Regions from separate parts of the Homo sapiens genome. Here region 2 is linked to region 1. Evidence: read pairs that join two places in POLR2A ChIA-PET (ENCODE). Cell type or tissue: Panc1. All regions are shown on one strand. Each heading gives the region's core, and the rest is flanking DNA. Links, peaks and the distances in the headings are about the cores only.

Region 1 (7,897 bases), core at 1,476-6,475:
CCCAATTCCAAAGCCCGATCCTGTTTTGTTTTGTTGTTTTGTTTTGTTTTGTTTGAGACAGGGTCTCACTCTGTCACCTAGGCTGGAGTGCAGTGTCACGATCATGGCTCACTGCAGCATCAAAGTCCTGAGGAATTCTCTGACCTCAGCCTCCCAAGTAGCTGGGACTACAGGCATGAGCCACCACACCCAGCTAATTTTTGTATTTGTTGTAGAGATGGTGTTTCACCATGTTGCCCAGGCTGGTCTTGAACTCCTGAGCTCAAGCAATCTGCCTGCCTTGGCCTCCCAAAGTGCTGAGATTACAGGCATGAGCCACTGTACCCGGCTAAGCCACTGCACCCGGCACCTGATCGTTTAATGCTTAGGCAGCACTGCAGTTTGAAAATGCTGCCAATGTTCTAATGCCACTAGAACACACATTCTCAGCAAGGGCGATATTGCCCTCAAGAGAGCAAAAGCTAGTTCTTGGTGGCCAATTGAAAAAAAAAAAAAAGTATTTACTCCTTCTAGGTATAAAGGACAGATATACATATAGTGCCCAATGGATTTGCAGTTTACTCGTAGTATCAAATTTCCATGAGAGGAGGGGGCAATTAGGGAAAAAAATCTAAAAAGGCTCCTTACAGGGACAATCATCAATAATGAAAACAAGGTTGAGCAACAGTGTGTTAGGACATTTTGGCAAAGAGCATGTTTACTGAAAGCAAGCAGTGTCTTACACAACTCCCAGGGTTTTCTCAGGGCACAGAAGACAGCGTCAACACCTGAGCTTTGTTCACTGAAAGCTTTTAGTCATTATGCCATGTGATGCTCCCAAGAACCCCCTCATGAAATCGCTAAGGAAGATATTTACTCTCCACTTTTAACAGATGAGGAAATTGAACTTTAGAGACGGTAACCACTACCTAGATTTAGTACCAAATAAAACTACCCTTTAAGAATAAAAAGTGATATAAAGAAATTTGTAAACAAAGCAAAATAGTTTGTTATAAACAGATCTTCAGTAAGAGAACTCAAAAGTCTGAGATGTACGAAAGAATGAAAGAAAGAAAGCAAAGTGGTTAACATGTGAACAAATCTATATGAATGTTGGTATATAAAACAATAGTTGTAATGTCTACTGTAGGGGCTTCCAGACATAAGACACAACTAAAACACTGGGCAATAATGGCATATAAGTCAGTGGGGAGTGGTTAGAGTTTAAGCATACTTAGGTCGTTGAATTGGTCAGGAGAAGGGTAAAGATATTAACTTGAGAAATTAAGCTAAATATACATGTTAAATTTCCAGGTTAAAAAAAATAGAAGACATCGAGAATTAACTGCCACATCAGAAGAATGAAAAGTGGAAGGAGGCTGGGTGCGGTGGCTCATACCTGCAATCCCAGCACTTTGGGAGGCTGAGGTGGGTGGATCACCTGAGGTCAGGGGTTCAAAACCAGCCTGGCCAACATGGTGAAACCCCATGTCTACTAAAAATATAAAAATTAGCTGGGAATGGTGGCTCACGCCTATAATCCCAGCTACTCAGGAGGCTGAGGCAGGAGAATCGCTTGAAACGGGGAGGCAAAAGTTGCAGTGAGCTGAGATAGCACCACTGCACTCCAGCCTGGGTGACAGAGTGAGACTGTCTCAAAAATAAAATAAAGTATAAATATAAATGGAAGGAGCAAATCCTATACTTCTCATGACAAATGTTACGAATCATTGAAAAACTATCAAATTGAGTCTTTAAATTCACTTAAAATCATCCTTCAATATAGTTGAATGTTGCTTAAAATCAATTGCATGGGTGTAAAATTTTTTATACTAAAAATAAGAAAATATTTTTCTTTATGGCTTAAAAATTGCCTATAGCTTACATAGTGTTTCCTCAGGGGTGGTCCATAACTCCAGCCTCCTGAGATGCTACACTCCAAGGGAAAGCATCCGTGATCCAGCCATCTGAGGGATGCTGCACAACACAGCCTCACCTGTAGACTCACAAAGCTGTATGGCCCTAAGACTTATACTTAGTAAAGAAACCTGCCTGCCTTGATTAACCCTAGTGTTTTCCAACCATTTTTTCCCCAATGAGGGTACTTCTCATTGTTTTCCTTCATTCATTGGTTACCCACCATCTTCTTCCTCTCCAGTCTAGCTTTGGAAGGTTGAAAGTAGTTGAGACTGAAGAGATATTTCTGAGATAGTCTCCTGGCTCCCTGGGATAAAGTGCATGGATTAAAGTACACCAGAATAGTCACTTTCTTTCCCTATGTGGGCCTCAGTTTCCCCAGTGGTCCAAGGAAGGAGTAGATGGCATGGCTTCTGAACCCCTTCTAATCTCTAATTATACATCTGTAAAATGAAGGGATGGAAGATGATGCCTGACTTTTCTTCCAGCTCCTACATTCTTTGATCTCAAGAATCATCTCACTTCACTCTCTCTCAGAGAAGGCAACTATAGCTCAGAGAGATGAAGTGACTTGCCCAAGGCTACGCAGCAGGGCCTAGACCTGCCGGGCCCCTGAGTCCTACCTAGCTCAGCATTCATGTGTTTTTACATGTGTGCTGTGTGTGTATATGTGAGCACATATATGTGAATACATGACAAGGTGGCATATTCTAAAGATTCTTTGTGTGTGTGTGTGTGAGTCAAAGATTTATTTTGTCATTTCTTGCATTTGAAGTACTCTTCAATGACATCCTTGGCCTGGGACTCCGTGCCATAGTCCTTAACTACTACACAACTGCGACCAACCACTTTACGGGGTTTCCCCTCTCTGTCAGTTTTACAGAGACCTACCCATTCCCCTAGTTTCTTGTTGTCATCAACCTTAATTAGGTCGATTTGGTGTTCAGCACAAAGGGCCTCCACCAACTTGACATCCATAGGCTCATCACAGTTGGATGCCAGCACACAAAGATGGGCTTGGCGCTTGTCTAAGGCTTTGGCAGCTTTGCAAATTCCACATGCTAGGCCATTGTGGATGAGGGCGGTCTTCAGCACCTCTTGTAAAGCAGTATTAACGTCCATTACACCTCCAACAGCAATGCGTTCCTCGGCCATGGCAGTGGGTTATGGGTGAAGCCCAATCTTGAACACACCAAAGCCTTTGCGTCCGCACGACCTGGCGGTGGCAGGGAAAGAGCATATTCTAAAGATTCTTGTTAAGCTCAGACATTTCCTAAGGCATCCATGCAGGTCAGGGGTGCTGTGTATCCAAGTCCTGGATGTGAAGCAGGAGGAAGCAGATGTAAAGAGGTAGGAGCTACAGGAATGCTCAAAGGATCACATCTCCCTCCTCCTCCCCAGTCTCTGCATCACAGGGGCTCATGCTCCTTGCTTAGCCTGATGAGGCTACATCCAGCCAGCCCAGCCCGGTGAAGCTGCTTCCTGCTCCCAGCTCAGGAGCTCCAGGCAGGACTGAGCACAGCCAGCCATCAAATTTTGCCTGATCTAGCCCAGTGCAGTTATCAGCATTTTGTTTCTACCTCCATGTTTTGACCCTGGGTTCATCAGCTTGACCTTTAGCCCTAAAAGACACTGTCAAATTTGCTGAGTTTGGGGGCATTTCCACAGCTGCTTCTGTCTTTACCCCCTGCAGCTCCTCCTCTGCCATTCCACTCAGCCCTTCTCTCTCCCAAAATCCACAGGTGCCTAGCCCCACAGTGGCTGCTCCGGCAAGTCTCCCTGCTTTGATCAGATTCCCATGCTGTCTGACCACCATTTTTTTAAATTTTTGCACCCTACTTCTAGTCATCCACTCAAAGGAGGCCAAAACTACAATTCCTCTTTCCTCTTTTCCATCCACGCTGATATCACATCTCTAAGGCTCACTTAGACTTTTATTATCTTCTCCACTGAGGTAGAGATTATAAATCAATACATGTCATAACCTCAGTGTACGGGATGGCTGTGTGTGGGTGTAAGAGACAGAGAGAAAACACCAATGTTGGTATAGTAGAAATTGCAACTGATGTGTTACAATATGAAGAGGGAATATTGCATATCTTCCAATTCCTATTTTCAAAGTCGACTCATCTTTCCAGAACTGTCACTCCCAGCCATGGGAATAAAGTTCAGGAGCTCAGATTGCATTAGCTTCCTCCTTCTCACTCCAATGGGTAGTTTGTACCAGCTCCACCTCCCATCCCCAGGAGGAGCTCCTTCCAGGTTCCTCGACACCTGCCGCATCATACGGCTTACCCCATGGTGAGCAGAAGCTCCAGCTCAGCCCCAGGGACAACTGGCCTAGAGTGAATCATTTCTCAGGATCTCACTGGAGGTGGGAGGAGGTGGGTGGAGGAAGGTTTTGGTGGGTGAGCAAGGGGCAGAGGGACATGGTAGCACTGCTCCAGTTGTTGTTGCTTTGGGATGGAGGCGTTGAAAGATAAATTCATGAAAGAGAGACTGGAAGGCTTTCCTCTCCTGAGATTCAACCCTGGCCACACCACAGAATCCCTGTGACGCTTTCAAATAACGTGAATGTGCGGAGCACATCCCAGACCAAGGAAACTGAAACTCCAGGTGCGTAGCCAAAGAACTTGTGTCTGAAAAAAGCTCCCCAGGTCATTCAGATTCACAGCAACATAACCTGACCTCCTGATACAACAAGAAGCATACAACATCACCAATAAAGCATTCTTGATAAAAATGTCTAACCTGAATCCAACCATGAGAATGCAATCTGACAAATCCAGCTGTGGGACATTCTATAACACAACAGGCCTGAATTATTTTAAAAAGTCAGTATCATTTAAAAAGAAAGAAAGAAAGAAAGAAAGAAAGAAAGAAAGAAAGAAAGAAAGAAAGAGAGAGAGAGAAAGAGAAGAAAGAAAAGAAAAGAAAATTTGACCAGGTGCAGTGGCTCACGCCTGTAATCCTAGCACTTTGGGAGGCCGAGGCAGGCAGATCACCTGAGGTCAGGAGTTGGAGACCAGCCTGGCCAACATGATGAAACCCTATCTCTACTAAAAATACAAAAATTAGCCAGGCGTGGCAGGTGCCTGTAATCCGAGCTACTAGAGAGGCTAAAGCAGGAGAATCACTTGAACCCGGGAGGCAGAGGTTGCAGTGAGCCAAGATCATGCCACTGCACTCCAGCCTGGGCAACAGAGTGAGATCCTGTCTCAAAAAAAAAAAAAAAAAAAAAAAAGGAAAAGAAAAGTCAAGGACAATGGGCTGTTTTAGATTAAAAGTTACTAAAAAAAGACATAAAACAATACATAATACAATGCATAAATTTGAATTAGATCTTGGATTTAAAACACATGCAAATATAAAAAATATTTTGGAGCCAGTTGGAGAAATTTGAATATAGAATGTAAATTAATTATAAAATTATTAATTTTCTTAGTTGTAATGATAATGTTGTGGCCATATAGAAGTTTCTTACTTTTACAAAATGCTGCTAAATATGTGAGAGTGAAGTGCTGTGATTTCCACAGCTTTCTTTGAAACGGATCAGCATAAAAGAAATGTAGGAAACGAGATTAATGAAATGTGGCAAACTGATGACAACTGGTAAATCTAGTGAAGGATATTTGTGTATTTATTCTGACTTTTTTTCTTTCTTGAGATAGGGCCTCGCTCTTTCACCCAGGCTGGAGTGCAGTGGCACGATCATAGCTGACTGCATCCTCAAACTCCTGGGCTCTAGTGATCCTCCCACCTCAGCCTCCTAAGTTACTAGGATTACAGGTGGCCACCACCCTGCCTAGCTAATTTTTCTTTAGTTTTTTTGTAGAGGCAGGGTCTTGCTATGTTGCTCAGGCCGGTCTTGAACTCCGCAATTCAAGTGATCCTCCCGCCTTGGCCTCCCAAATTCCTGGGAATATAGGCGTAAGCCACTGCATGCAGCCAGTTCTACCATTCTTTTCAATCTGCAGTTTTAATATTTTTCACACCCCAGATAGCTATATGACTGCACACAATCAAAGTCACTGCCCTTCCCAGCTCTTCTCCAGCCCCTCCCTTCCAATTCTGAGGTCCTGGAGTCCCTAGAACAGTGATTCTCAAACCTCTGCACACAAGAGCCTGGAGGTCACATTAAAGCACAGACTGCTGGGCCCCACCCCTAGGGTTTCTGCTTCATTGGTCAGCTGTAGGGCCGAGTGTGTGCACTTCTATCAAACACCCAGGTGATGCTGATGCTGATCAGAGGCCTCACTCCAAGAACTACTCCCCCGGAGGGCTAGAAGATAGGCCAACGCTCCTATTCATAGCTCATCCTCCCAGATGTGCTATAGCCTCCAGCCCGTAAAGGCAAGATGCTTAATCTTTTCCAGGAAAAGTTTGTGCAATATGGCAATAACACCCACCAGAGGGCAGCAAACTCTTGCGGAAAGAAATTTTCAGGAAAAGAAAGGAATTTGACTGAACTCTTGGGACCCCTTCCTGAGGATTCTGACATCCCACAGAGGACTGAGGTGGTTGAGGCCATCGGGATCCGACTATAATAATTCTCTACATTTGGTTAACACTTCATGCACGTCAAACTTTCCCATATATTATCTCATCCAAACTCTACAATGGTCCTGAGGCAACAGAGCTTCAACATCTCTGTGTGATAGATAAGATAACAAGGCTCAGAAAGACAAAGTGGAGGTGACTTGTCCAAGATGAGAGGGCTGGTGATTTATCAGATCAGGAACTTGGATGCAGGCTGCCTGACGCCTCATTTCTTGTTTTCCCTCACACCTATCTGCAGTAATAGCCGCTGGGATTTCTTGATGATTTTTTATGTATTTCCTCTTTTAATTTTCACAGCAACCTATAAGGCATGCTCTCCAGTTGTCTCCACTTTACAGACAAGGTAAGGGAGGTGGGAGGAAACTGACTCGCACAATTAATAAGTAGTGAAGCTAGGATTTGAGTCAGGCCTGTCTGACTCAAGAATCTACAAACACCTACTGATTCCCTGTAGTCATGTGTAGTCAGCAGCCATTTGTCAAGCAGCACTTGCAGTAAGTCTGGGACTACGCAAGTCACTGGTGATACAGTCCTGGCCCTCCAGCAGCAGCCAGTCTAGAAAAATCTAAGATGAAGGTGCCCGTGCCAAGTGTCACAGGAAGCCCACCAGGTGAGTTCTATCATCCCCATTTTACAGATGAGGCAATGGGACCTAGAGAGGTCAATTAACTTGCCTCTGACTGCAAGACAATAAGTGATGGATCAGGGACTCACACTTGGGCCATGTACTATACCGGCAGCTTTTGTGCATCTCACCCCAAATTTTCTGAGATGCCATGTGGGAAATAGAAAATGTCCCAAAACATGTGGAACATTCATTCAGCTGCAGTGGACATTCATTCCATTGCAGTTGTCATCCCATCAGCTCTCTGCTGCCCCTCAGCTCAGCCTGCAGCTCAGACTCCTGCTGGGCCAGGCCCTCCTCCCCTGTAGAACCTCCCTTCCCCTTCCCATTGCCAAGTCAGGGTTTTCTTCTAGAATGGCCCAGAAAAATAAAGTCAGACCATTTTGCATATTGAGGACCCCTGATGAAGAGCTGCTGTTGAGAGTCAAAGAAGCTTCCCTGGGACCCTCACCTGTCAGCCTCCACTACCACCAACAGACATAAAGTAAGGGCAGTGCCTGACAGCAGATCTTGGGCTGGGGACGTGCAGGTGTTTTCCTATTTGGGCCTCAGAGTCCCCTGACCCAAGCCAGGCCCCCTCCCCTGGGCAGCCAGTTTGTTATTCCCGCAGATTCCAGTCATCACACCGGTTCTCCCATCCTTGTGGTTCTCCCTCCTTACTTCCTACAGGTACACTTGGGGATTCTGATTCTTTCCCTTCAAGACTCAGTAGAATAACATGTTCTTCTCTGTGCTGCCTCCTAAAGCAAACTCACATGCCCACTCCAAGAGAAGTCATTTAGTATGTAGAAAAGAATATTGGATTTTGAAATCTGA
Region 2 (6,198 bases), core at 667-5,666, 290 kb after region 1:
TGCTTTAAACAAAGAAAATGACCGAAGGCAGGAAAAACATCAGGGACTTCTTAACCCATGGAGCTTTGTGCTTTATTATGTAATGGCTATTTTTATTTTATGAGAATCAAAGGAAGTTTAAGAAATATCTTTGTTCTTGAGCACTTACAGTAAGAAAGGGCTTCATGGGGGCGGCTACACGCACTTCAAACACTAGCTGGCATGTGAAGTGTGTAGTAAGTCAAAGCTGTTTTAGGGAATTTGGATGTTAAAGGATCTGTTCAGTGATTTGGGCAGGATTGCAACATCAATTACTGCATTTTGTTCCCATAAAAATAAATTCTTTGGAATTCTCTTATAGGGTCTGGTCCAGCAACAGAGAAGTATGACAGGTAATTAGGGTGCATGCATGCTTTGTTGTAATGAGTTCCCTGCCAGAGCTTTGGCAGGCAGGAGGTTAGGAGGAGAGATGAAATATGGACTTGTTTGAGGCAGCCATCTTGCCTCGCTGCAGGCTCCGTCACACAGACCTCATTTTGATCACCTGTGGCTGCAGGAGGCAGCTCCATAGTCCATCCTGCAGAGTACCTTGGTTATACAACTATGACCTGGTTTCTCCAACGCCACTCCAGCCTTGAGGACCATGAGGCTGTGAGTCATAATCACCGTAGCATTTACTCCTAAATTCAACTCCTGCTTACTTTCCTCCTTGACTTTCCGTCCTCCCTTTCTTGGGCCACTCAGGTCCTTTTCTGATGTCATTTCACGCTATAGAGGCCCCCTGTAGCCACTGCAGGCCCCGCCATGGCTGCTCCTCTCTGCTTGTCTTGAAGTCTGTCCTCATTGCTGCTGCTTTTTCTGGGATACTTCAAATTGTGGAGAGAGTTCTTTTCCTGTGATTATAGCTCTTTCTTCCAATTTTGACTAGTCTGGCGTCTCTGTGATTATAGCTCATTAGGACTCCCAAGGCTAGAGAGGGCACTTAAAAAAAAAACAGTTGCCTTGTTTTTATTTTTTAAGATAACATTTATTATAACTTACTTTTGCAGAGCACTGTGAAAAAGAAAGTAATAATGGTCATTAATCCCACAGTCCAGATAACCCCTAACAGTATTTTTAAAAATAAAAGTAATACATACACAGGGGAAGAAAATTAAAACAGTAAAAAAAGGTATAAAAGGAAAAATACCTCTTCTGCCCTGAGTTTTTCCCCTAAAATATAACCAGTGTTACTATTTTTTTTGTGTGCATCCTTATTATGACATAGTTATGTATGTCCTCTAACAAAATTTTCCATGAGGGAGATCTTACTGTATTAATCATTCTGCATCTCATTATTTTCACCTTAAACACCATCTCAGAGATCTTTCAAACACGAGCTGCAGATATACTCTCTCTTTTTTTTTTTTTTTTTTTTGAGACAGTCTCTGTCGCCCAGGCTAGAGCGCAGTGGCGCGATCTTGGCTCTGCGACCTCTATCTCTCGGGTTCAAACAGTTCTCTGCCTCAGCCTCCTGAGTAGCTGGGATTACAGGTGCCTGTCACCACGCCCAGCTAATTTTTGTATTTTTAGTAGAGACGGGGTTTCACCATCTTGGCCAGGCTGGTCTTGAACTCCTGACCTCGTGATCCACCCACCTCAGCTTCCCAAAGTGCTGGGACTATAGGTGTGAGCCACAGTGCCCAGCCATACTCTCTACTTTTAATGTCTGCACAATCTTTGTTAGGAGAGAATGTGCCTTCCAAGTGAAAGGCACTCAGCTAACGTCATTCCTGGCCCCTTTCTGTCCCTTTACTTCCACCACCCCTTGAGTGCAGAGTGATTTATCTGATTATATAAATTGAACCTTTCAGGTTCAATTCTGCCCTTTTCTTCTTAGGATGGAGTTGCCTACCACTCCCCCAGAAGTGGGCAGAACTGGAGAATGTCTATCCAATTCGGGGTTTCCATAGTAGGAAGCCTATTTGTCTCTCAGTATGAGATAACACATGGTGCAGCATGCAAATTAGCCTTCATCAGAGAGATTTCTGCCTTCATCTGTCGTTTTCTCAGTTTGTTCAGATTCTGAACAGGGAAGAAGGCTGCTATGTATTGGGCCTTTTCAGAGTCCTCACATGTTATTCCTTATTTGTATGTATCAAAATGTATTTAATCAGTTTCCTTTTTTTTTTTTTTTCGAGACAAGGTCTTGCTTTGTCGCCCAGGCTGGAGTGCAGTGGCACAGTCTTGGCTCACTGCAGCCTCGACTTCCCAGGCTCAAATGATCCTCCCACCTCAGCCTCCCAAGTAGCTGGGACTACAGGCACATGTCACCCTACTCAGCTAATTTTTTTTGCCCAGGCTGGTCTTGAACTGCTGGGCTCAAGTGATCTGCCTGTCTCATCCTCCCAAAGTGCTGAGACTACAGGAGTGAGCCACCACACCCAACCAATCAGTTTCCTAATGATGGATGTTTAGGTGGTTTCCAGTTCATTGCTAGAACAAATAACACCTCAGTGAATATCTTTAAACGTATATCTTGGTAAACTTTTTGCAATCACATCAAAAAGTAGATTCCTGACCGGGCACAGTGGCTTACGCCTGTAATCCCAGCACTTTGGGAGGCTGAGGCTGGTAGATCACAAGGTCAGGAGTTCAAGACCAGCCTGGCCTAAATGGTGAAACCCTGTCTCTACTAAAAATAAATAAATAAATAAAAAATAAAAAGTAGATTCCTTACAGATATTGCTAGACCAAAGATGTGTCTTAGTGTCCCAAATAAAGATGGGAGAAAAAGATTACCCTCAACCTTAATATAAGTTGAAAAGGGGGTGCCTAGATAATATACTAATAATTATAATGGCAATAATTAACATTGATTTATTTCTTACTGTATGCCAGGTTCTGTGCTAAGCACTTTATGTATACTAATATTTTTAAATCCTCATAACAGCGTTATGAGAGTGACTATTATTATCTCAGGTGTTTTTTTTTTCTTTTTTTTTTTTTTTTTTGAGACGGAGTCTTGCTCTGGCCCCCAGGCTAGAGTGCAGTGGTGCAATCTCGGCTCACTGCAAGCTCCACCTCCTGGGTTCATGCCATTCTCCTGCCTCAGCCTCCCGAGTAGCTGGGACTACAGGCGCCCGCCACCACGCCCAGCTAATTTTTTGTATTTTTAGTAGAGACGGGGTTTCACCGTGTTAGCCAGGATGGTCTCGATCCCCTGACCTGGTGATCCACTCGCCTCAGCCTCCCAAAGTGCTGGGATTACAGGCGTGAGCCACTGCGCCTGGCCTATTATCTCAATTTTTTATAGTTGAGGATACAGAGATCAAAACTGTCAAATAACTAGCCCAAGATCACACAGCTAGTAACTAGCAGAGATGGAATTCAAGTCCATGTTTGTGCAATTTGAGAATTTATACCTCTAAGCACCAGACTAAAGGGTGTTCCCCATGGCACAGGGTGGTTAGTAGTCTGGTCTAGAATTTGAAAATGTGTGACGACCATTGGCTCAGATCTCAGCTCCCACATGCGTGTGTGTGTGTGTGTGTGTGTGTGTGTGTGTGTGTGTGTGTCTGTGTGTGTGTAATAATGATTAAGAACACAGAATCTGCAGTCAGACTATATGGGTTCAAATCCCACCTTTGTCTCTTATCAACTGTGGAATGACTACCTTAGTTTCCTCATCTGCAAAATGGAGACTTTTAAGAAGATTAGGTTATTTAATATTTGTAAAACACTAAGGAACACTGCCTGACATCAAGTAAATTTTTCATAAGTGTTTGTTATTCATTTATTTTACAATTATTTTTAATTCTAAAAGCAATATACAAATTCATATTTGTATAATACTCAATAATTCAAACAATATTCAGATATATATAATAATAAATGAAAGTCCCCCTCACCTTAAGCTTCTGCCACCACCTGACGCCACTGATTCCCATTCTTCCCTTTATAGATTAATGGTTAGTGTCTATGCCTTCAGACCTTGTTGTTTTTAACATGCATTTTTCTTTTTACGTATGTAGTTTTATTTGTACACAACTGAGATTATTCTACTGGGAGAGTAGCTTAGCATAGTGATTAATAAATGGACACTGGCGCAACTTTGTCTGAATTCAAGTCCCAGCTCATCTATCTACCCACTGTGTGACCTGAGACAAGTACCCTAACCTCTGAGACTCAGTTTTCTCATTAATTTCCACAATGAAAAATGACAAGTACCTGACTTATTATGGAGATTAAATGAGTTAATATACGTAGAGCTCTTAAAACAGTGCCCGACACAAAAAATATTCAGTAAATGTTAGTTCTTATAATTACTCCTACATGTGCTGTACTGGGACTTGCTCTGTCTCTTTAACAATATATCTTACAGGTTATCCCACAACAGCATATATAAAAATGCCTCATTTAAAAGCGGCTATAGGACAAGCAGGGTGGCTCATGCCTGTAATCCCAGAACTTTGGGAGGCTGAGGTGGGTGGACTGCTTTGAGCTCAGGAGTTCAAGACCAGCCTAGGCAACATGGTGAAACCTTGTCTCTCAAAAAAAATAAATAAACAAACAAACAAACAAACAAATTAGCCAGGCATGGTGGCACACACTGTAATCCCAGCTACTTGGGAGGCTGAGGCTGGAGAATCACTTAAACCTGGGAGGTGGAAGTTGCAGTGAGCCAAGATGGTGCCACGCACTCCAGCCTGAGTGACCCAGTAAGACCCTGTCTCAAGATTTAAAAAAAAAAAAAAAAAGTGGCTACATAGTGTTTCATAGTACAACCATATTGCAGTTTATTTAGATTTGCCCCAATTTGGGTTGTTTCTAGCATTTGTATTCTTTCTCATGTGAGAATGTAGAATTCTAGAGTGAATACCAGTCATCAGTATATTCCACTTTATTTAACAAACATATATGTCACTTACTACATGTCAATTTCCTAATCATCTTACTCATTTAATACTTATATTAACTCTATTAAAGTAGGGGCTATTTAATCCCTATATAACAGATGGGGAAATTGAGGCACTGGGTAGTTAAGTAACCTGCCCAGGATAGCATGGCCAGGAAGCTGGGGACTGGGATTCCAACCCAGGCAGTCTGGCTCCTGAGTCCATGCTCTTCACCACCACACTCAGAACCTCTCTTCTGTGTTCTAAAATCTGTGGCCTGCACTTCATTAGAACCCCAAGCCTCATCTCATCACAGTTTGCACCTATACTGTGGATGGGAATTCACCGTCTTTGGAATACACTTAGGAATATACAAGTAATGTAAGGGATAACATGATTGCTAAACCAACCTGATTCTTTGAACTACCAGAAGCGAGCCTGTCTAAGGACTGCTCCTGACAACAGCCAGCCAGCATTGAGAAAGCTCTTCAGCGATGATACCAGCACGTTCCTCCAGAGGCCCCGGGTCTGGTCTCTCAACTGTGCTTCTGTGCCACGCTGGCCCACTGAGCAAACTCACAATGCAGGGCAGCAGACAGCCTTAAAATAAACAAACATGTTTTTGTTGTGCCTGGTTAGGGAACAGTATCTATCCAATTAGGTAGTAGAAAACTCATGTAAATAATCTGTCCTTTTTTTTCAATTCCTGCTATGTGGGAGTCTTTCACAACTGACTTGGCCAACTCAAATTCCTAAAATGCTAAGGTTCAGAAAGTCTGGTCAAAATTTGCTAGTAAAATATGAAACTCTGTCTTCTCTGTCCTCTATCCCCCACCCCTACCCTCAAGCTACTTTAGCTTTCAAACATGTATGAAATGCTTTTTTCTTTAAAGATATGGGTGAGCTATTTCTTTTGGAGTATGTCCAGATGATCTGGCAAATGCACACTTGGCATTAGCCACAGGGAAGCACATTAAAAAAAAAAAACCAGAGGAGCAACAAATAAAATTAGGGCAGACTATGGGCCTACCCTTCATACAAATCAGAACATCTTTCCAAGTGGAAAACTTCATGAAACTCGGTGGGTTTAATTTTTTTTTCTTTTGCTTTGTTAATGGAAAAATATACATTCACAGACACATGTAATTTAATATTCTGGAAAGTTCTGACATTAATGATAAGAGTTTACATTTTAATTTCAAATATTATTGCTCATTCTAACATATTAAAACCTGCATTTTTCCTTTTATAAATATACTTCTATCTCTGGGTTGTGTCCTTATGAAAAGAAGTACCGAAAGCCAGTCTTTCACTCATCCCAAAGCTTAACTTTTGGCTCAAG

Evidence for each region. ChIA-PET counts read pairs that join two places held together with the same protein. Peaks named below come from ENCODE experiments on the same cell type or tissue, not always from the same donor. Only the 100,000 strongest peaks of a DNase experiment are listed, where the experiment ranks them.
Region 2: POLR2A ChIA-PET joins it to region 1 with 16 read pairs; 4 of 35 experiments call an interaction of 5 or more read pairs at or near these places.

The regions. Positions count from the first base shown.
Region 1 is chr2:41,847,551-41,855,447 of GRCh38, forward strand. It overlaps the pseudogene RPS12P4. Among named protein-coding and RNA genes, the nearest start is that of LINC01913, 26 kb to the right of the region's middle. In Panc1, for the core only: a CTCF peak has its summit at 6,309 (motif pointing right); a DNase peak (open chromatin) is centred at 6,331.
Region 2 is chr2:42,142,385-42,148,582 of GRCh38, forward strand. It overlaps EML4-AS1 (EML4 antisense RNA 1), which reads right to left. Exons shown (of 4, transcript NR_110584.1): 3 at 5,267-5,456; 4 at 51-960. Among named protein-coding and RNA genes, the nearest start is that of EML4, 24 kb to the right of the region's middle. In Panc1, for the core only: no CTCF peak of the experiment used is centred there; no DNase peak of the experiment used is centred there; H3K4me3 peaks cover 200 bases; H3K27ac peaks cover 4,335 bases.